2 separate regions of the Homo sapiens genome follow, and region 2 is linked to region 1. The links are chromatin loops, found by intact Hi-C in ENCODE. Cell type or tissue: Calu3. All regions are shown on one strand. Links, peaks and the distances in the headings refer to the core of each region. The heading gives the core; the rest is flanking DNA. Region 1 has its middle 68 kb from the start of TMEM132E. Region 2 overlaps LOC105371742 (a long non-coding RNA gene).

The links. Hi-C counts contacts between places; a loop is a spot of excess contacts. Peaks named below come from ENCODE experiments on the same cell type or tissue, not always from the same donor. Only the 100,000 strongest peaks of a DNase experiment are listed, where the experiment ranks them.
Region 2: it touches region 1 in a loop (2.4-fold over the local background); 4 of 110 quality-filtered maps call a loop at or near these places.

What each region holds. Positions count from the first base shown.
Region 1 is chr17:34,642,231-34,652,217 of GRCh38, forward strand. No RefSeq gene overlaps it. Among named protein-coding and RNA genes, the nearest start is that of TMEM132E, 68 kb to the left of the region's middle. In Calu3, for the core only: no CTCF peak of the experiment used is centred there; a DNase peak (open chromatin) is centred at 3,621.
Region 2 is chr17:34,887,432-34,897,418 of GRCh38, forward strand. The region is part of intron 2 of LOC105371742 (a long non-coding RNA gene); the gene reads right to left. Among named protein-coding and RNA genes, the nearest start is that of CCT6B, 69 kb to the right of the region's middle. In Calu3, for the core only: a CTCF peak has its summit at 5,633 (motif pointing left); a DNase peak (open chromatin) is centred at 5,620.

The DNA of each region.
Region 1 (9,987 bases), core at 605-8,604:
GGGGGGTGGGAAGTGGGGTTGGAGCCCAGTTGAGAAAATGGAAAACACAATAAGTAGGCTAGAGAAGGAAACTCTCATTTGAAGGGTCAAAATGTTCTAAGATAGGTTGGCAGGGACTCCTGGAGTCTGACAGTGCATTTGCCAGGTGACCTTTAGCCAATATGTCACTATTTCTGAGCCCTGGTGTCCCCATATGTAAAAACATGGGAATCACCACTTCTAGGCAGTGTCCACTGGCCTCCCTGAAGAGGTCCTGCTATTCCAACACTTGTATTTCTTTTTTTCTCTTTTTTTATTTTTCCTTTTATTTATTTATTTATTTTTGAGACAGAGTCTCGCTCTGTCACCCAGGTTGGAGTATAGTGGCACAATCACAGCGTGCTGCAGCCTGGACATCCTGGGCTCAGGCGATCCTCCTGCCTTAGCCTCCCGAGTAGCTGGGACTACAGGTGTGCACCACCACTCCCAGCTACATTTTTGTTTTTTATATTTTGTAGAGATGGCATCTTACCATGTTAACCAGGCTGGTCTTGAGATCCTAGCTTCAAGCAATCCTCCTGCTTCACCCTCCCAAAGTGCTGGGATTATAGGTGTGAGCCACCCTGGCAACACTCGTATTTCTAACAAGAGTCGTGGAAGATAGGAATTATGGCTATTTTATAGATAAGGAGGCAAGCACACAAAGAGGGCAAGTAACGTGCCTTCAGCTTAGAAGTGACCTGGCGGGCAGCTCCAAACCTACCTGCTTTCTGCTACATCCGGAGGCAACTGATGATGTTGGAAAGTGAAGGGAATGAGGTTGGAGAGATTTTTAAGTGGGAGAAGAAGAGGGAAGGGTCTCTAAGGATTTGATGTTCTCAATAGTGGGGTCTAGGCTGTGGGACCCCCATTTAAGTCACAGATTGTGGATAGTGTTGGGGCAGATGGAAGACTATGAATATGCCACAGATGCTTGGCCTCTGCCATTGCTGGAGGAACCAGACTCCCTCCTCCACTGGGAACTCCATCCCTAGCTGACTATCACAGCAGACAACCATCAACTCCTGAAAGCAGAGAACCACCAGACCTTCCTGAGCAAGGTACCGAGCTGAGCTTGTTTGGAGAGCTGGTGGCACAAGCAGAGATGCCTCATGTAAGGAGATGGGCATAAGCCAGCACCTGCCCTTTCCCTTGGGATACTGTCTGCTCCTTCAGCCTCTCGGGCTAAGCAAGAGAAACTGGGAAGTGGAAGCCATCCCCTATGGCCCTCATCCTTGCCACATCGGCTCAGTGAATGTTTATTATACCCTTGCCACAGATCTGACAGAGTAGTGAGCACAGAGGAAGTAGGAGTATTAAATAACCGCTGGCATTCACTGAGAGCTCATTACCTACTAACCACTGTATAGCCATCATTTTATTGACCCCTCACAATAACCAAGTAAGGTAGGTATTATTATTATGCCCATTTTACAGATGATGAAATTGAGGCTCAGAGAAGAGAAGTTACATGACTTGTCTCATGCCACCCAGCAAATAAATAGTAGAGGCAGGGATTCAATCCCAGGTTATAATAGCTCCAAGTTCTAAAGTCTCCCTGCTGCTCCACACTGTCCTCCTCAGTGGAGTCTGGCAGTTCAGAGAATCATTCTGATGCAGTGGCAAGAGTGCTAGGCTGGATTACAGGGGCTTAGTGGGGTTCTCACTCTGGCATTGACTGGTCATGTGGCCACGAGTCTGGTACCACCCACATCTGGAGCAAGCCAAGACCCTCAACAAGAGGCCAGGAGCCAGATGGTCCCTCCAGTGCTGTCCCTTCCGTCTTGATGGTTCTTGGGTCTCATGGTATGAAGCCTGGGCACACCCCGATCTGCCAGTTCACACCCTCCCTTCATCCATCCTCTTGGACAGTTGTTGTGTGGTGGGAGGTGGCAGAGGTGGGCAGTAACAAGCTTCAGGGGTCCCCAGCTATTCTCCAAGCTTTGCCAGCTCCGCCATCCTCTATATGGTGCTGCCATTGGCAGGTGCTCCTGTGGGTTTGGGGTTTGCTGTGTCGGAGGAGGCTGGGCATTGTGAAGGAGAAAGGGAGGATGGGAATGGTAACTACCCCTTTGCTGTGTGTGCTAGAGAGGCACTGAGTCTCAGGGTTAAGACAGAGCTGGAAATTTCAAGTCGTCTATCCTCTGCCCACAAGGAGTGCTCAGGCGAAAGAAGAGAAAAAGGATCTGTCCTACAGCAGCTCCCAGGATAAGGGAGAAAACAAGACACTGGCCCATGAAGAATACCCAGTCTGATGGGGGAGACTAGTCATACCATGAAGAAATGATGTCAGGCATTCAGGGAAATATACAAATAAGTGCAAAGTAACCTATGCATGTAATTTGAGAAGAGGAAATGGAGCAAATGCAGAAGCCAGGCAGTTCATCAGAGAGGTAGCCTGGAGAAGGGTGGAAATGGTGTGAGGAGAGGTACTAGAATGGGCCCACCAGATGGCTGGGATGTCAAAAACAAGCTGAGGATTAGGAGCAGGGATGCATTTAGCCTGACTGGAGGGATGGAGTCTTGGGGGCCTGGCTGAGAGGAGGAGTGGGTGCGAGGAGGCGGAAGAGGTGACCCTCCCTCAGATCTCAGAGTCTGGAGCAGCCCTGGGCACCTCCAGTCACAGTGTGAACTTTCCTGGGTCTCTGCCCTCCTGTGAGATGGGTCTGGACTAAATGTTCTCTGAGTGTCCTCCCCATTCAGGGCCCAACCATAACTTGTCTGCAAAGCGGGTTCAAGCATCACCATCACCAGTGTCTAACAGCCCTCCCTGGCCACTGAGCAGGGCTGGAGCACAGAGGGGGCCTCAGCCCCCTATGTTAATCCCAGCTCTGGAGCATGAGGCAGACAGCTGCAGAGTCCCCTGAGGATGAGGCCAGCAGAATTAGAGCCTTGTCTCTGCCACCGCCTTCTTGTGTGACCTCAGGCAGCCCCTGCAGCCCTCTTTGGGCCCCACTGTGGGGCTGGAAGGGCCCTTTCCCTCTTGACCTTCTGCAATTCTAGAATGGCTTTCTTTCTCCTCCATTACAAACATTTCCAACAGCCCTCCTGTGGTTCCCATGGGACAGGGGCACTGGGCTGCTTCCACAGCTTCTGCAAGGTGGGAGGTGAGGGAAGCTGCCAGCGAGGAGAGTTGACAGGGAACAAAGGAAAAGTGGGCATGTCCTGGGAGCCAGCCTTCATGCCTTCATCTGTAGCAGAGCTGTATGGCCCAATCTCTGCCCTGAGGGTTGACCCCACCTGACAGACCCTTCCACATCCAGACACAGAAGAGGGGAAGGGGAGAGAGGGCAGAAGGGAGCTTAGAAGGTTGAAGATGGTGGAAAGTGGCAAGGGAAGGGTCCCTCTTTCCTGCCTCTGCCCTCCTCACTACCCGCCACCTCCATCTCAATGCACTCTGCCACTCCAAGAAGCAGAGAGCCCAGCCCACCCCTCCCCTGGTGGGGTGCAATTCATCAACATTGACGGGAGCCTGGAAGATATCAGGGGAGGGCCCTCCTGAGCCCACCCTCTCTACACATAGACACACTTGGCCACAAAGTGCTCCTTCCAAAGTCCCTCCCTCTCTAGGCTCAGTTCCAGAATTATCCCTTGTGGGATGGCATTCTGCCAAGGAAAGGGCAGGCCCCATAGGGGTGGGAGAGCTAGAATCTTGTTAGCCCACTGGGCAGGGATCACATATCCCAGCGATTGGGGAGAGAGGAGAGGAGAAGGAGGAAATAATGCTCCAGCAGCTGCAGATCCTCGAGATCTTTAGTGATGCCAGGGCCACAGGGCGACCCTCCACCCCAGAAAACCCCACTCCAGGAAGACACGGCAAAACATCAATCACACCTGGTGACAAAAGTGCAGCCATTGTCAGGAGACAGGAGATGGGCTCTGTGGGCACTGGGCACACAGGGCACACGAATGCACACACACTCCCTGCATGCTCACAGGGCACACATTGTAAAGGCACACTCTCTAAGCACTCTGCTCACACACTCGCCACACTCACAGGGTGCAAACATGCAGGCACACGTACGCACACCCACCACACATGCGCACTTGCATGTATGCATGTGTACCCTGGCTATTGGAGCCACACAGCTCTAGTACAGTAATAACCAGAGGCAGCTAATGGGAAGGCGGAGGTCACAGGGGTGGCTGCCAAACTCAGGCGTGGGCCCAATGGAGAGGGGCTGGAGTAAAGAGAGCAGCCCTCCAGACTCTAGTGTACCCATGGGGTCTCTGCAGAGGGGAACTGCTGCCCATCTGTGTAAATGGCCTTCAGAGGTCCTTACTGGAATAAGAGCTTCTCAGACGGAGGGGTGACCAGGAGCATATCTACTCCATACTTAAAATAATACATAAATAGTCTCATGGCACTCAGAAGAATAGCCATTTGCATGCAAGCCAACAACTGAGTTAATGACAAAGATTCTTATCTGTTCATTAAAGCAGACTAGCGGGCTCTCTATGTGAAAACACTTTGCAGTTAAAGGGACTATGTTATTAACTCTCATGAAATGATTTATTTGGAGCTGATGCCAGGTGAGTTGCAACCTGGGAACAGAGGCCCTCATTCAGGGGTGCCCCTGGACTTCTGGGAGGAAAGGGACAGAGATCCTGGAGAGATGATTAAAACCCTTCCTGTGGATGGAGAGAGGCCTGTCGGAGGCTGGCTGGGACAAAAGGGCACCTCATGCGATTCAGGTTCCATCTGGCCTGGCCGTGGAAGGCAGCAGAATTGATTTCTCCCTGAGCTTCAGTTCTCTGTCTATGAAATGGGGATAAAATAGCACCTACCTCATAGGGTTCTTGTAAGGAATAAATGAGTTATTGCCTGTGAATAACAGAAAATGTCTGGCCCACATCTCACCTCAGTAAATGCAAGCTATTATTTTATCATTTTCCAAAGAAAGATGAATTTTCTAAAGGGATGTGACAGGGAGATCTGATCTGATCCTCCATCTGATACTCTAATTTTTAAAACATTTTTCATTTTTTGGTTTGGTGTTTAGAGTCAGGACTTCCTTCTTGAACTAAGTCAGCTCTCAGGGGTACTTTTGAGAAGATGTTAGAAGTACCCCAAAGAAAGATATTGATGTTTTGCTAATTTGGGGCAGGAGGAGTTCAAGCCATCAGTTTGACAATTCAAAAAAGAGCTTACTCTAAAGTGGTGTCAAGGGTAGCTACATTTAAAGCATCCTTCAAGACGGGTTTTTTCCTGGAATTACTCTAAAATAAGGGGTCTGAACTGAATCTTTCGTGTAGAGGGGAGGAGGCACAACAAATTAATCTTCTTTGTCCAGGCGACACTAACTGGGGATAGGAATGCTTAGGCGGGGCAGGCCCTGGACACTCAGCTATAGAACCAGGCCTTCGGCTAAGGCAGGCCAGGGAGCTTACAGGCCCTGCACAGCCCCACTCCCACTCCTCAGTCAGGCACAGAACTCCAAGGACCATGGTGGGCCTCAGCTTCTAGCCCAGCAGAGATGTCTATCTGCAGGGTGGAGATAAGGCCTGGGCCCTGCAGCAGGGAGCTTATCACAGCCAGCCTTTCTCTGGGCTGTGTTCACAAGCTGGCTGGCTGCCACCTCTCCCCACTCCATCCTTCCATTCCTCTCCTCTTCCAAGACCTGCATCTTAGTCCCCCTGAAGGGGCTGTGCACTGGGACAGGGACTACCAGACACACCAGCCTGGGCCCCTTCCAGAGGAAAGAGCTTCTGCAGTCGGGGCAACCAGGGCAAGAGAAGAGAGAGGAGCCTATACCCTTTTCAGAGCTGGGTATCACCAGGAATTGCCACTGTCTCTGATGGCAGGGAGTCTCTTTCCATGGCAAGACACCACCTGGGAGGAGCATGCCTCATCCATGGGCCTCATCTGCAAATGCTTACTCCTTGGTATTGATGCAGCGCAGGTGAGCCCAAAACTGGGGCTTAGCCCTGGAGGGTTCTTGGCTTTGCCCAGGAAAGAATTCAAGGGTGGGTCAGTAGTGTTAGACAGTGACTTTTACTGAAGCGGCAGAGGTACTGCTCTTTGCCAAGCAGGGCGACCCCATAGGCAGTGTGCCCAGAGTAGCAGCTCCAAGGCAGGGTGGCAGTCATATTTATACCCACTATTAATTATATGCAAATTAAGGGCAGGATAATGCAGAAATTTCTAGAAAAAGGATGGTAACTTCCAGGGCATTGGGTCGTTGCCACGAAAAGAGGCAGTAACTTCTGGGTGTTGCCATGGCAATGGTAAACTGGCAAGGCACACTGGTGGGCATGTCTTATGGAAAGGTGCCTCCCTTTCCACCATGCCAGTTCACCACCTCCTCCCCTCCCCATCCCTGTTTTAGCTAGCCTCAATTCAGTCCAGTGTCCGAGCCCCACCTCCAGAGTCAAGTCCCACCTCCTACCTCAGGATGATGAGCCTCCTGGGAGGGCTGCAGTCCCTGGTCTTGGGGGTGTCCACCTGTATGTTCAAGGAGATGCACAGACTTTGGCTGAGGCTGCCAGATCCCAGGGCAGGACCCAAAAGCTGTCTTCTGTTTGTCTCCTCCCAGACCCATTGGCCTCTGAAGTCAGTGTTGTGGAAACTCACATCCTGAAGATTTGATCCAGGACTGGAGGACCAGTGGGAAAAGCCAGTGATCCGATTCTTGCTTGGCTATCCCCTCCTCAGAGGGCCCTTCTCTGACCCCTCTACCCAAAATAGCAGCCCTGAGTCACTCTCCATCCCTCCAGCTTGTGCCCTTGTCCTGCCTGCACCCACCCCCACCTGACACCCGATTTTGTTAAATGCTGTGTGTCTCCCCCACTAGGATGAAGGGCTCCATGAGGACGGAAGCCTTGTTTTAGTCAACACTGTATCCCTGCATCTGGCTCAGGGCATGGCACACAGAAGGAGCTTCATACGTGTGTTTAATTCTGAGTTGGCGGGGATGTGAGAAGGGGCAGAGGCTTCACTCACAGGGAGCTGGATGGCCCACTGAGCATCACAGGCTGGCATGCACCATCAGTGAGCATCTCCCTCTCAGGTGGAAAGGGAGCCCAACATAGTAAGTTCCTGGGGCCCAAGGCCTCCAGCCCAGCATGCCAGTTTCATCCTGGGTTGCCCTGGGCCTGTGAGGTAGCTGAGAGGACTCCCAGGCTGAGGCGGGCCCACCACCCCATCACCAACAATCTGATGACAGTCAGCCATTAGCTGGGGGTAGTGGGAGAACGGTGGGGTGGGAGACTCACAGGCAGGGACTCTTCCCTGGTCAGAAACACTGGGAAGGGAGGGCATGGCCGAGGGGAGGGCATTGGTTATGGAGTCTGAATTCAAACCCTGGAGAAGGGCTCTAACTGGAGGTTTGTGAAGGACATCAGGGAGTCCACAGCCCCCTGAAATGATTCACAAAGGGAATGTGGGTGTGCACACTTGCACACTGACTTTTCTGAATTTGATTCATTTCTCTAAGTGGCCTTGACACTGAACATATTGAAAACTTGAGGTAAGGTATAGAACTGTACTTAAGTCACAGCCCAGGCCCTCCTAACCCCTAATCCCCGCTCCAGGGTCCCAACTGGAATCCCGCCCTAGGTCACACCTGAAGGGGGATCCTTTTAACGTAAACAAGGCCACTCGCTTGCCTCAGCAGGCAGTGGAAGTTACCACCAAAATAAAGTGAAATAAAATCTCTAACCCCAACTAGCCCATAATGCATTCCCAGACAATGTGGATATGAATTGGAGCATGACGATTCTGTTTGGGATACTCTGTACTCCCCGTCCTTCTGCTGGAAGGAAATGAATGTGCAACAGCTTAATTTATCCTTCGCTGGGAAGCCATGGAGGCTGGGAGGCAGCTCCTGTGAGGTCCAATCAACCCTGTAGAGGATTCCTGCTTATCCTAACCTGCCCACAACCCACAGTCTCTGGGCAGGCGTGGCAGGAGCCGAGCTCTACACCCAGACTGGGAGAACCCCTGCCTTTGATTGCTCAGACTCAGCCTCCTGTAAAAAGACCTGGACGACCTTCTCACCCAGACAGCTTTCCAGGGGTTGGGGGCGGGGCAGGGAAGGAATGAAGTCTGATGGGCAAATAGATGGGGAAGGCTTTAGTAAGGGTTCAAAACTTTCTTCTGGACAACATAAGGAGAACTCATGCTGGCAAGAGGAGAAATCTAGACCCCCAGAAAAGACCCAGGGGCAAGAGGGGCCTGGGAAATTTTAGAAAATCACAAGGATTGTCCCACTGAGCTCAGTGAGCAAGCTGGGAATGGCAGGAGAGGAGAGACAGGGCAGGTAGGCAAGGCAGTCCTAAGGGTCTGGACTTTATCCTGACCCAGAGTGTACCAGGAGAGACTTTTCCAAAGGGAGTGGCTCAAGAAGATTAGACCAATAGGTTTTAGAACAACAGATATGATGCAGGAGAAAGGTGGAAGGACAGGGACTAAATGAGATGAAGCTATGCTAGGTGTTAACTGAAGCCAGGAATGGAAATACTTTCCCAAACGGCTTTTTCAGGATTCCCAAATCCCTCATTTCAATTCCTCAACAAGATTTCCTGACATGCAGGCTTCCAAGATTCGCTGTGCCCTGGGACAGACATGTCATCTAGCAAGAAGAAAGGACTTTGAAGTTCAACAGGGTTGGATTTGAATCTTGGTTCTTCACCTTATTTCTTGCATGTGACTTTGAGTCAGTATCTGTTACCTAATCTGTAAAATGGGGGTGAAGTTGACTTTTTCTAAAGATGGTTGTGGAGATCAGTGATCTTTTCCATACAGTCTAAGGCACATAATAAGTGCTCAATAAACAGTGAACATGAGTACTTTGTCTTTAAATTCCTAGCATGTGCTTGTTAGTCTGGAATCACCAATCCCTAGTACCGGGAGGAATCCATTCCAATATTGGAAGAAACAAGACCCAGAGCAGTAGAGTGACTTTTCCAAAGTCCTAGAGTTTTATTAATAAAGGGGCTGGGATTCAAATCCAGCTCTCCTAACCACTGTTCCATCTTCCATCTTCCCAGTAGTCTCACTCTTGGGCAGACTTGGCCTTTGGGTGCTTCAGGGAAATGACCACCCTTCATCATGCTTTAAGACTGTGAGGATGTCAGGTCTGTAGCCAATGCCTTCTCTTCGCCTCTCCCCAGATCACAGCCTCATCATCTCCCTGCCTGGGAGCATCTGTTTCCAAGTGCCCTCAATGCCCCCAGGCCTGGAGGAGCAGAACGGGGCTGGGACTGCGCAGTGGCGTGGGCGGATCTTGGGGGAGGGAAAGGGCTGCACCGAGGAAGGGAGAGATGCTAAATGTTCGCCCTGTCACCACTCTCTCCCCTGGGCCCCAGCGCAGGGCTGAGGGATGGGCCTGTGCTCTGTCAGCAGCCCCGGTCCACGATGGATGTGGAACCTGGGAGGATGGTGTCAGCAGCACTTGGTGAGATTCATTTCCCCACTGCTATGGGAGAAAAATGTGGCCTTCGTGTCATCCATCTGCTCCGCAGCGAAGTGGTAAACAGGCAAGCCTTGCAGAGAGCAGCCTGGAGCCCAGCCCAGCTCGCAGTCTTCCTACAGGGCTGGGAGGCTGGGACAAAGCACTGTATCCACGTCCCTGGGCCCACGATGGCAGGGCTTCTTGGGGAGGACCCACTAGCTGGGAGCCTTTGGCGCTGCCACATGCACCTCCAAGAACCAAAAGTTAGAAAGTCAGGTGAGCCATCATTCCATATCCAATTCATTCTCACCTCTCAGGTGGTTCCGGAGAAAAATGGCTGGGATCCCCTGAGGTTCCCGAAGCCAGCCCCTCTGCTCAGGCTGTTTCTCTCTCCGCATCAGTCTTGGAATCCTTCCCATGACCAGCCCACAAGTCACTTCCTCCAGGAGCCGTCCCAGATCCTCCCAGCCTGATCTCAGTGTTCCTAGTGGTTCTCTTACCTTTGGATTGGGCTTTAGGTAGTTGAATAGCTTTTATCCCACCTCCACCCCCCAGAGACATTTCTGAACTGCCT
Region 2 (9,987 bases), core at 1,401-9,400, 250 kb after region 1:
ACCAAATAGTTTTGAGCACCGACTTTGTAGCCGGCACTGGGCTAAGAGCTCAGCCTGCTCCTCCAAGGGAAAAAAAGTCACCCATGCCCTGTCCAGGGGCTGCAAGGAGGGTGCCCACCAGGGTGCTGCTTGGGCACCAAAGGCTTAGAGAGTTGATGAAATAATGTTTTGTCCACACACACAGCTTTTGCTCTCTGGAGACGCTTGGCACACCAAAGTCACTTGGTTTAGAGGGGTTCACACACCCATTCCCAGAATGACTGCCCCTCTGTTTCTCAGGCAGTCTGCAGCAGCCAGACCTCAAGGCTAGACCTTTTCAGCCCCCATGATGAATTCTCTCTCAGGGACCCCACTGTCCCCCAGCACCCTGGTCTCCACTGCCCCTCCCTCTTGTCCAGCAGACACAACTCTAAATATGTGTCACCCTATTTTGTGTCACCCTATTTGTAGACAGAATTCAGTGCTTGTCCCCCACAAAATCTTTTTCTTCCACGAATCCATGAATGCAAACAGGTCCTTGGGCTAAGAGGGGTCATTACCATACATGCCAGCTTCATCAGAATCTCCGCTCTGGCCTGGCCGACCCAGAGCCTGCTGCCTCCCTCAGCACCAGGAGCTCTGTCCTGATTGACAGGCCCTAGTGGGAAAAAGCCACTGGGGCTCAAGGCTAGGATGAAAGCCCACTTCAACGACATTGCCTCTCCTCCCAGAGCTGGGCCTGGTCTTTTCTGAGCCTTGCAGGAACTCTGTGTAGATGTGCCTGGGATGCAGGTGTCCCTGGCATGGCCACCTTAATCTGGTCCTTCCAGCTGGAACTCAAGGTGAGCAGGAAAATGTGTTGAGAGGGGATTGAAAGGTTGGAGGGGTGGTGGTAACCCATGGGCCAGCCCTATACTCCCCAGGCTGGATGACCTAGAGGTTCCAACTTTGACCTGGATCTGGGTTCCAACCAACGGTTTCTGTGGCCTCCTGCCTCCTTGTTGAGGCCAAGTCCCACTTGAGGCTCCCATTCTGATACCTGTGACCAAATCCTTGGGCCTGAGACCTTGCTTTAATAGCAACTGAATAGTAATTTAAAATTCAATAATAGCCTGTAATCCCAGCACATTGGGAGGCTGAGGAGGGTGGATCACTTGAGGTCAGGAGTTCGAGACCAGCCTGGCCAACATGGAGAAACCCCGTCTCTACCAAAAATACAAAAATTAGCTGGGTGCAGTGGTGCACGCTTGTAATCCCAGCTACTCGGGAGGCTGAGGTGGAAGATCGTTTGAACTCAGGAGGTGGAGGTTGGAGTGTGCCAAGATCGCGCCACTGCACTCCAGCCTAAATGACAGAGACTCCATTTCAAAAATAAATAAATAAATAAATGTCAATAATAATAGCTAGCATTATTAAGCACTCTGAGTATTCCTGAGCCAGATACTGTTATCTATAATTCATTTAATCTTCACACAACATTGTGAAGTATTATTATTAACCCCATTTTGCACATCTAAAAACTGAGGCATGTGCCTCAAGGGCTGATGGTCTTACCTAGTAACCCATCCACCTGCTAACAGACCTCTCCTCCCCTGATACCTCTCTCTCTGCATGACATTATCTAGGTCAGCTCAAGTCAAAGCTGAAGACAAGACTGCCAGACCTATGCTAGATGCCTCATGGATATCTTATTCCGTCCTTAAAACAGCTGTGGATGATGAGCATTACTCCCCCAGTTTGCAGATTCCAATACTGAGGCTCAGAGGCTTAAAGGACATGCCCAGGTTTGCACAGCTGGTAAGTGGCAAAGCTATAATAGTAAGCCCCTCCTCATGCTTCCTGCCACCCAGCATCTCTTCTACACAGACATCCAACATCCATAGCTGCAAGCAGGCACCCCAGGCTTACCTCTGCTCCCTCTCCCAGCTCTGATCCTGGAGTCTCTGTTCTAGGTGAGACAAGAGGCAAGGGGAGGGGGAGAAAGGCCCAGGTAAATGTTGCAGGGATGAAGATTTGGGGGAATTCTCTGGACAGGTGCACCCTTCTCCCTTCCACCCCTTTCTTCCCTAGGAAATCTTGGTGAAGAGAAATACTTGGAGATGGAGGCCTCTTGTAAAACTAATTAAAGGTCCTCCAAGCTCCACAAACAGGTTCTTCACTCCCCTGAATGCCAGGCTCCCAGGTTCAGGCTGGCAGGTGCCCCTCTCTCACCTGGGATGAGTGTCTCTTAACATCCTGCCCACCCTCATCTCCAGAGCCACAACCCCAACCAGAGGTGAGATATAGGTGATACCTGTTAGCCCTCACCCCCTGACCCAGCACAGGAGGGGAAGAGAGCACCAGTGGGTCTTGCCTTCCTCCTCTATCCCCACCATCCATTTTGTTTTGTTAAATAAACCTCCTTCTGCCAAACAGAAGTACCACTTCCCAAGCTCCCCAATCCTGTTGCCAGTCTTGTAAAACCTGGCCTCCCAATGCCTCTTACAGGAAGCCTTCCCTGAACAGCCCCACCCAGCTCTGCATCCCCCATACTGGAATGTGTCCCTTTGCTCTAGCTAGAGCCTTCCTAGCTAGAGTGTTCCTGTAAGAGTGGGGAAGCTATCTAGACTCTGCCTCCAGGCCTTTGTAAATGCTGTTTCGTCTGCAAAAAAAATCACTCCACCTCCCCTTCCCAAAAATCTTATGCTTCAATACTGAGTGCATATGTCACCTCCTCTGTGAAGCCATTTACAATCACCCCTCAGGGCCCATTATTCCCTCATCAGTGCCCACGACGATGTACCCCCTTTTATCATTCCCTGGGATATACTCATGGCCCCAGAGACTGAGCTCCTGGACAACAGAGCAGAGTCTTACTCAGCTTGGCATGCACAGGGTCAGTGCATAGTAGGTGCTCAAGAAAAGCTGAGTGGAGAAGCCCTTTCTCTGGAGTGGGAGCTCTCAGGCAGGGTGGCTGGGAATTTTTTGCAGATCGAGCACTGAAGTGGGGCCAAGGGCAGAAACTACCTGGAGCTGGACACCGCACGGGTCCTCAGAGCATGCCACAATCGGAGATGATGAGTAAAGCCAACATTTAACTGGCACTTACAAGGGTGCTGGGTGCTGTGCTAATTGTGTGTACTCTTCATAATAAGTGTCTCGTGGATACTATTAGCCCCCTTTTCAGATGGAGAAATGGAAGGTCAGAGGGATTAATTAAGCTGACCATGGTGACACAGGTATTAAGTGATGTGGCTGGAACTCAGATCCGCTCCGACTCTAGAAGGCAGGCAGAGAACACGCCCTGTACTGTCTACCTGTGCCTCTGGGATCCACACTACCCTCCATTGAGCAGTACCCCCTCTTGTTTGGGTTTGAGTTCATGGCCAAAAAGACCGGAGGCTGAGCTGAGTTAGAGAGGGCCGCTCCTGCCCCCTCCCCTGCCAGGATTCAAACTACCAGTGGACACCATCAAAGGTAAAATACCCTGGTCAATTAAAAAGTCAATTCTCCACTAAGGAGATAAGCCTCACCGTTAGTCAGATGGAAGTCCTTACCTGGGGCACCCACCACCTGCAAATGCTAATCAGAGAAAAGCCCATCTCAGAAGTGACTGAAACCCCCACTCAGCCCCTCAGGCTCAGGACCCCCCACCCTCCCCTTGCTCCAGCCACCCAGGCCCCCAGGTCCCTTCTGGAAACCTTGAACCTGCCTCCCCTGTTTCACCAAACCCCCATGCATGGTAGCCCTGCCCCTCAGCAACCTGGAGGAAGAGAAGCCATCTTCCCTCATCCAGCGCTAGAGTAAAGTGGGTACTCTGGGCCTGGATTACTGGAGGTACCAGGCTTGGGGCAAGCAGTGAGGTACTCAGGACCATGCATATGCTGAGAAGAAAGTAAGGGGCTGAGCGCAGTGGCTCACATCGGTAATCCCAGCACTTCGGGAGGCCAAGGTGGGAGGATCACTTTAGGCCGGGAGTTCAAGGCTGCTGTAAGCTATAATCACACATGCCAGCCTGGGTGACAGAGCAAGATCCTGTCTCTAAAGAATAAAAATAAGTAAAGAAAGAACTTAAGTGTCACTTTTTAAATAAGGGGAGGGTATGATCATGAGCAGTTTGCTTCATCTTCTGAGCCTCTGTGCGTTCATCTGTAAAATCGGTGGGACTCCTGGTGGACATGTCTCTGAGGCTGCTGTGGGAAATTCAAGCAGCTCACTTAGACGAAAGCATTGTAAGGAGCCCAGGATTGGGCAGAGGTAGGAGAATGTGGCAGTTATTGATAATGAGGTCAGGTGCAGTGGCTCATGCCTGTAATCCCAGTACTTTGGAAGGGCGAGGCAGGATCATCACTTAAGCCCAAGAGTTCCAGACCAGCCTGAACAACATAGCAAGACCCCATCTCTACAAAATAAAAAATTAGCCGGGTGTGGTGGCAGGCACCTATGGTCACAGCTACTCAGGGGGCTGAGGCAGGGGGAATCCCTCAAGCCTAGGATGTTGAGGCTGTAATGAGCCATGATTGCACCACTGCACTTCGGCTGGAGTGACGAACAGAACAAGACCCTGTCTCTAAAAAAATAAAAAACAAGTAAGTAAATAAATTTTCTTAAAAATTACAAAGGATATAGTGACAATGGTACACACTCTTACAGAGCCCTCGCATGGAGCAAGCACTGTTCTAAATGCTTTGTGTGTATTAACTCCTTTCACCCTCAGAAAAACCCTCTGAAGAGGGAATTATTATTACCCATTTCACAGAGAAAACAAGGTACAGGGAGCTTCGGTCAATTGCCTGGGGACACATAGAGGGTGTGTGCTGAGCCAGGCTTGTAAAGCCAAGCACTGTGGCTCCAGGCTGTGCGCTTACTGTGGGGCTTGCTGCCTTTCTAAAGCTGTAGCTTGAGAAAGTCCACTTCTCCGGACAAGGTGGCCAGAGGCAGCTGCCCCTAGATGGACACCTACTGTGTGCCAAGCACTTTCCTCACCTTTTCATTCAACACAGCAGCCTCAGGGGCCAGGCCTTCTCATCACCAGGAGACTGAGGGCCAGAAAGCCTAAGGCCTCCTTGCTGAAGCGATTTGAGTCAAGTCTTGATTCCCTTTTCCTATTACTTCCACTCCACCCCAGCCTTGTCTTCCTAAGCCCAAAGCCCTCACCACCCTCATGCATTTCTGGGCAACGGTGACCAGACATCCTTTGGGTGGGTGGTGAGGTGACCCCAGGGTGAGTCTGCACAAGGTCACACCCTGCCTGCACTGCACTTCCTGACACAGTGCCTCCCTCTCTTCCCGCCCAGGCAGCCATCTGCTTAGCTCCCCACCTCCCCACCCCACTCCCACCTCCACACTCCTGCCCAGAGCACCCCCAGGGCCCTGCTGAGGGGAGGCTTGTGTGACCACAGCCTGGCACTGGAGAGCTTCAGACATGGGTGAGGACCCTTCCCCTGCAGCAGCCTGAGTGGGGTCTCAGCACTCCTGGATGCCCACCGACATGCCCCGCACCCCAGCTGTACCCCGGGCCACCTTCAGGCCATGACATCTCCCTCCCCATGGGGCCAGGAGAGGAGAGGAGGGGCCCAGCCCTTCTCCCCCTTCCTTCTGGCTCCCCCACCTCACCCTCAGTGCAACTGGCCACCACCGGGCTCTGCAGAGGGTGCGTGGGGTAAGGCTGCCCCCAACAGGCAGCCTGAGGAGGAGGCTGCTGTGCTCGGAAAACATGAAATCCTTTTGCCAGAATGAGAGGGAGGAGGACCAAGGCTGGAAATATCAGAATCTCTTTGCTGGGAATCTCTGGGATCCTGAGCCCCACCCCCAAATGCTGAGGCTGGGAGAAATCCATTATTTAAAAGGCTGTCAGGAGCAGATTCAGAGCATGGGGTCAGGAAGGAGGGTGGAGGGGCTCATGGTCCAGCATTTGGATTTGTCAGGGGGTAGCAGAGATAACTCCTGAGTCAGAGCCCTCCCCTAGTGCAGGGTCAGAGGGCATGTGCCAGCCTCCACCACCTGCACCCCCTTCACTGTCCCTCCTGCTGACTCTGGGCCTTAAGAAATCCCCTCCCACCTCCATCCTCCACTTTCCCACAACCCCCCATTACCTAGAAGTACTTCCTGGGATCCAACCAGAATCCCTCCTGCCGCAACTGAAGATCAGGTCCCAATGCTCCAGTCCTGGTCAGTCCAGAGTAGAGGGATATGACTGAGTGGACACAGTGTCATGCCCTTAGGGCAGCCTGGAGGGGAGAAACTGGAAAGGAGCCAGTGGGGCGGGAGGAGCTTCAGGCCAAGGGCAGCAACGTGAAGAGCATGAGCATCTCCTTAACACAAATGTCTCTGCTTCCTTCAGCCCAAAGCCCCTTTTCCAGAAAGACCTTATGCCTACTGCTCTTTTTCTTAATTAGAAAGTGTCTGTAGCAAGGAGTGTGTGCCCACACCAACCAGGAAAACTGCTAACCAGCATTTAAAAGCTAGTTTGAGTGGGGACTGGAGTCCGCTCACTCCTTGCAAGCCAAGCCAGCCCAGGGGCTTGGCGAGGCAGTTTCTTCTCGGCTTTGCCCTGGGTTTGAATCCCAGCTCTACCACTTCCTCCCTGAGCCATCTCAGGGTCTCAGGGTTTCCTCATCTATAAAGGAAGGGAAATAATTCTTGCCTCATTTGGTGTTTGTAAAGATTGAAAGGGGACATCACTTCTGAAGGCTTTAACACAAAGCCAGGTACATACATATTCAAAAGCAAGTCCTTCTAGGGATGGACTTGACTGAGTTCCAAACTCATCTCAGCCAACTCATGCAGTGATTCTTGGATCGTGTATAAAGCTCCCGACACACAGTAGGTCTGTGCAGAGTAAGAATGATCAGTAACCAGATACCACCAATGAATTGTTAGCCAGCTGAGGGATTTCGTGCTGGGCCCTCCAATATTCAGGTTCCCCCATCCAACAGTCAAACTCTTCATAACTTAGAGCTCTGGATTCCAGGTCAAAGCTCCTGATCCTTCATTAGAAGAAGCAGCGAGAAGATGTCCCCACAGATTGATGATGGGGGTCACTGGTGCACACAGTGTAGTGTAAACAAGTCAGCTCTCTGCATCTCAGACGCCTCACCAGAGTGTTGGGCTCACTGCAGACTCCAGCTCTGGGACCCCTTGCATCAACCACGCTAAATCTGTCTGCTTGAGTCCAGGAACCACTAAACAGACGGGAAGCATGGACTTCTTCCTGGCTCTGTGGGGGACTCCAAGAGTTGGCCTGCCCTTGACTTGGAGCCCCCATATCTACAGGAGTCAGGCTATGCATGGGGGCCTGGACTCCTTTTTAGGAAGAACCACGGGGCTCAGTTCAACAGGGTCATTCACATTTAGGACAGAGAAGACAAGGGGCTGGCTAGGGTCAAAGAGTGAGTCACTAGGGACAAACTTGAAACCAGATTTCAAGCCTGCTGAGTCCTAGGCTGGGGTACTGTCCCTGCATGCAGCTTTGTCCTGAGGCCAGGAATGGTTTCACCAAGCCAGGGAACCCTTGACAGAACAGTACTTAGTGCTGAAGCATACAAGTAGACCTGAGTTCAAATCCCCAATCTCCCACTTCCAGGCTAAGGCGCCTCAGACAAACTGATTTATTCTCTGAGCCTGTTTGTTTTATCTGTAAAAGAGGGTATGATAGCTTACCTCCCAGGGTGGCTAGGAGGATTCAGAGAGCTATTGGAGATGAGTTATGTAAAACGATGTAGCAAGTTCCCGGCACGTGACAAGCATGCACTATGGAGAAACAGTCATCATGGCCACCCCTCTGTGAGCTATCTTCTTATACACACACACACACACACACAAACACACACACATGCACACACACACCCACTCACACACACAACACATACTGAAAATATTACTAAAAGGGAAGAAAATTAAAATCTCAAGACAACAATCTGGGACTTTGTTCCATCCCTGCATACTTCTGGTCTCTATGGCACTGGATGAGGGGAGAAGGGAAGGGGGAAGAGAAGAAGAACAGAACCCTTAAGGGCACAGGAATTCACCCAGAAGTGAACAAGAAAAGGGACTGGGTTTCCCACTGCAGTCCTGCTTCACCTCTTCCAACTGGCCCCTGCTGGTCACCTAGCAACAAGCATCTCTCCCGAATCCTTCATAAATCACCAAGAGTACCAGCTGCTCTCGCCTAGAGATCCACACCTCACACATCCCCCGGGGTCGTCTCCCAGGGCCAGAACCATGGACAGCACTGGTGAGAGCCTCAATCACAAGGTACTCAGGTGTTCAGATGACTGGGCATTCTGTGTGGAGAGGAGGGCCAGCGGGCTTGGGCTGGGCAGGACCAGGGCAAAGGAGTGGGGCCACAACTCTGCCCTGAGAAGCAAAAAGGGATAAAGGCCACTCTGAACCATCCAGACAGGGTTCAGAGTTGTCTGAGATCACTTTTCAGAAGGCACAGCTGTAAGAACCCAGAGTTCTTTAATCCCAGGGACTAATGGCTTGGGGAAAGCCAGGGTCAAGCAGAGAAAAGAATTGGAGAGGAATCAGTGGCTGATCCTGAACTGTGTGCTGAACATTTCATACATGTCATTTCAATCTTAAAACCCTGTAAGGTTTTCAGGACTGTGAGCCCCATTTTACCAACACAGCAGTTGAAACCCATGGAAGAGACGTCCTTTGCCCATGGTCAGAGAGAAATTGCAGCAGCCAGCCCTGGGATTGGACTTCAGATCTGACCCCAGCACACTGTAATTTCAGGGTTGGTGCCAGAAGTCCATAAGACAGAGCCTGCTCAAAGACAGGACTTAGCAGAGAGCCTGGCACCCAGAGGGCCATTGCCACATGAAAAACACCTCATGGACCAGCGCACACAGCAGTCGGCTCAGCTCCTTTCCATCCTCCTCCCAAGACTTCAGGATCTTGCCTCTGCTTCTCAGTAGCCCTGGGCTCTGGGCTGCCTGGTGAGTCATTGGGCCCCTCCAAGGGTGCCCCCAGGACCCAGGGTCTCTGACAGGCCATGAGACACACTCGGTCTACCCCATGAGGCCTCCATGCTGCTCTGGAAGCCCTGAGCTCCCTCTGAGTGCCATGGGCTCTTTATGACTGATCCAGTGCTCTTCCAAGTGGTGGGGCTCTGCACACAGCTGGCAGCGCAGCTGACAGCTCCACAGAAAGGCAGCGATGGGAACGGAAGTATTCCTTAAATTCCTGCCCCTTACCGAGGTGGCTAGCACAGCAGGATGGGTGCAGGACATGGGGTGGCCTACCAGCATGGAGGCTTCCTGCCCAAGACAGCTGGGACCTGGGTTGCAGGGTCTGCCCAAGCTCCCCCAATTTGCAGCCCTCATAGCTCTTCCTGCTTCATCTGTCCACTGCTTCACAGTCCCTGTGGTCTGGCTTGCAGCCCCCTAAACATGCCTGCCTCTTTCCCACCTTCATGTCATCCCTTGTCTTAGCTCTTATCCCCTTCCCCATCAACCTGGAATGCCTGCTCCACCTTTCTTCCTCTAATTCAGCAGCGCTCAGTGCTGGCTGCACAGCAGAATTACCAGCAGAGATTCCAATTTGATAGGTCTGGGTGGCCCCAGGCATCAGGTTTTTTGGAAGCCCCCAGGTGGATTCTACCAAACAAACTTGAGAACCTCTGGTGGAAGAGCTGCTTCTTATGATACCTCAGCTCAGAGGTCACCTCTTCTAGGAAGCTTTCACTAGCCATCATCTCATCACTTAGAAAACCAGCCTCAGCTATATGCCCTTCTTCTGGGCTCCCAGGGCCCCTAGTACCTCCAAACATCAAAGTCCTTATCACACCTTGTTACAAGTGTGTCTTGCAAAGACTGTGAGCAACTCCAGAGCCAGGACTGTGTTTGTTCATTTCTGTATCCCTAGCACCCAGCACAGGACCTGCTACGAAATAGCAAATTGATGAATGAATGAATGAAGGAACCAAGGTGCTAGTGTTCCGCCCACTGATGTCTCTTCTCCTTCCTCAAATAAGTCTCCAAGATTGCTAAGATGTCCAAAGTCCCTCATCACAGTCCGGCT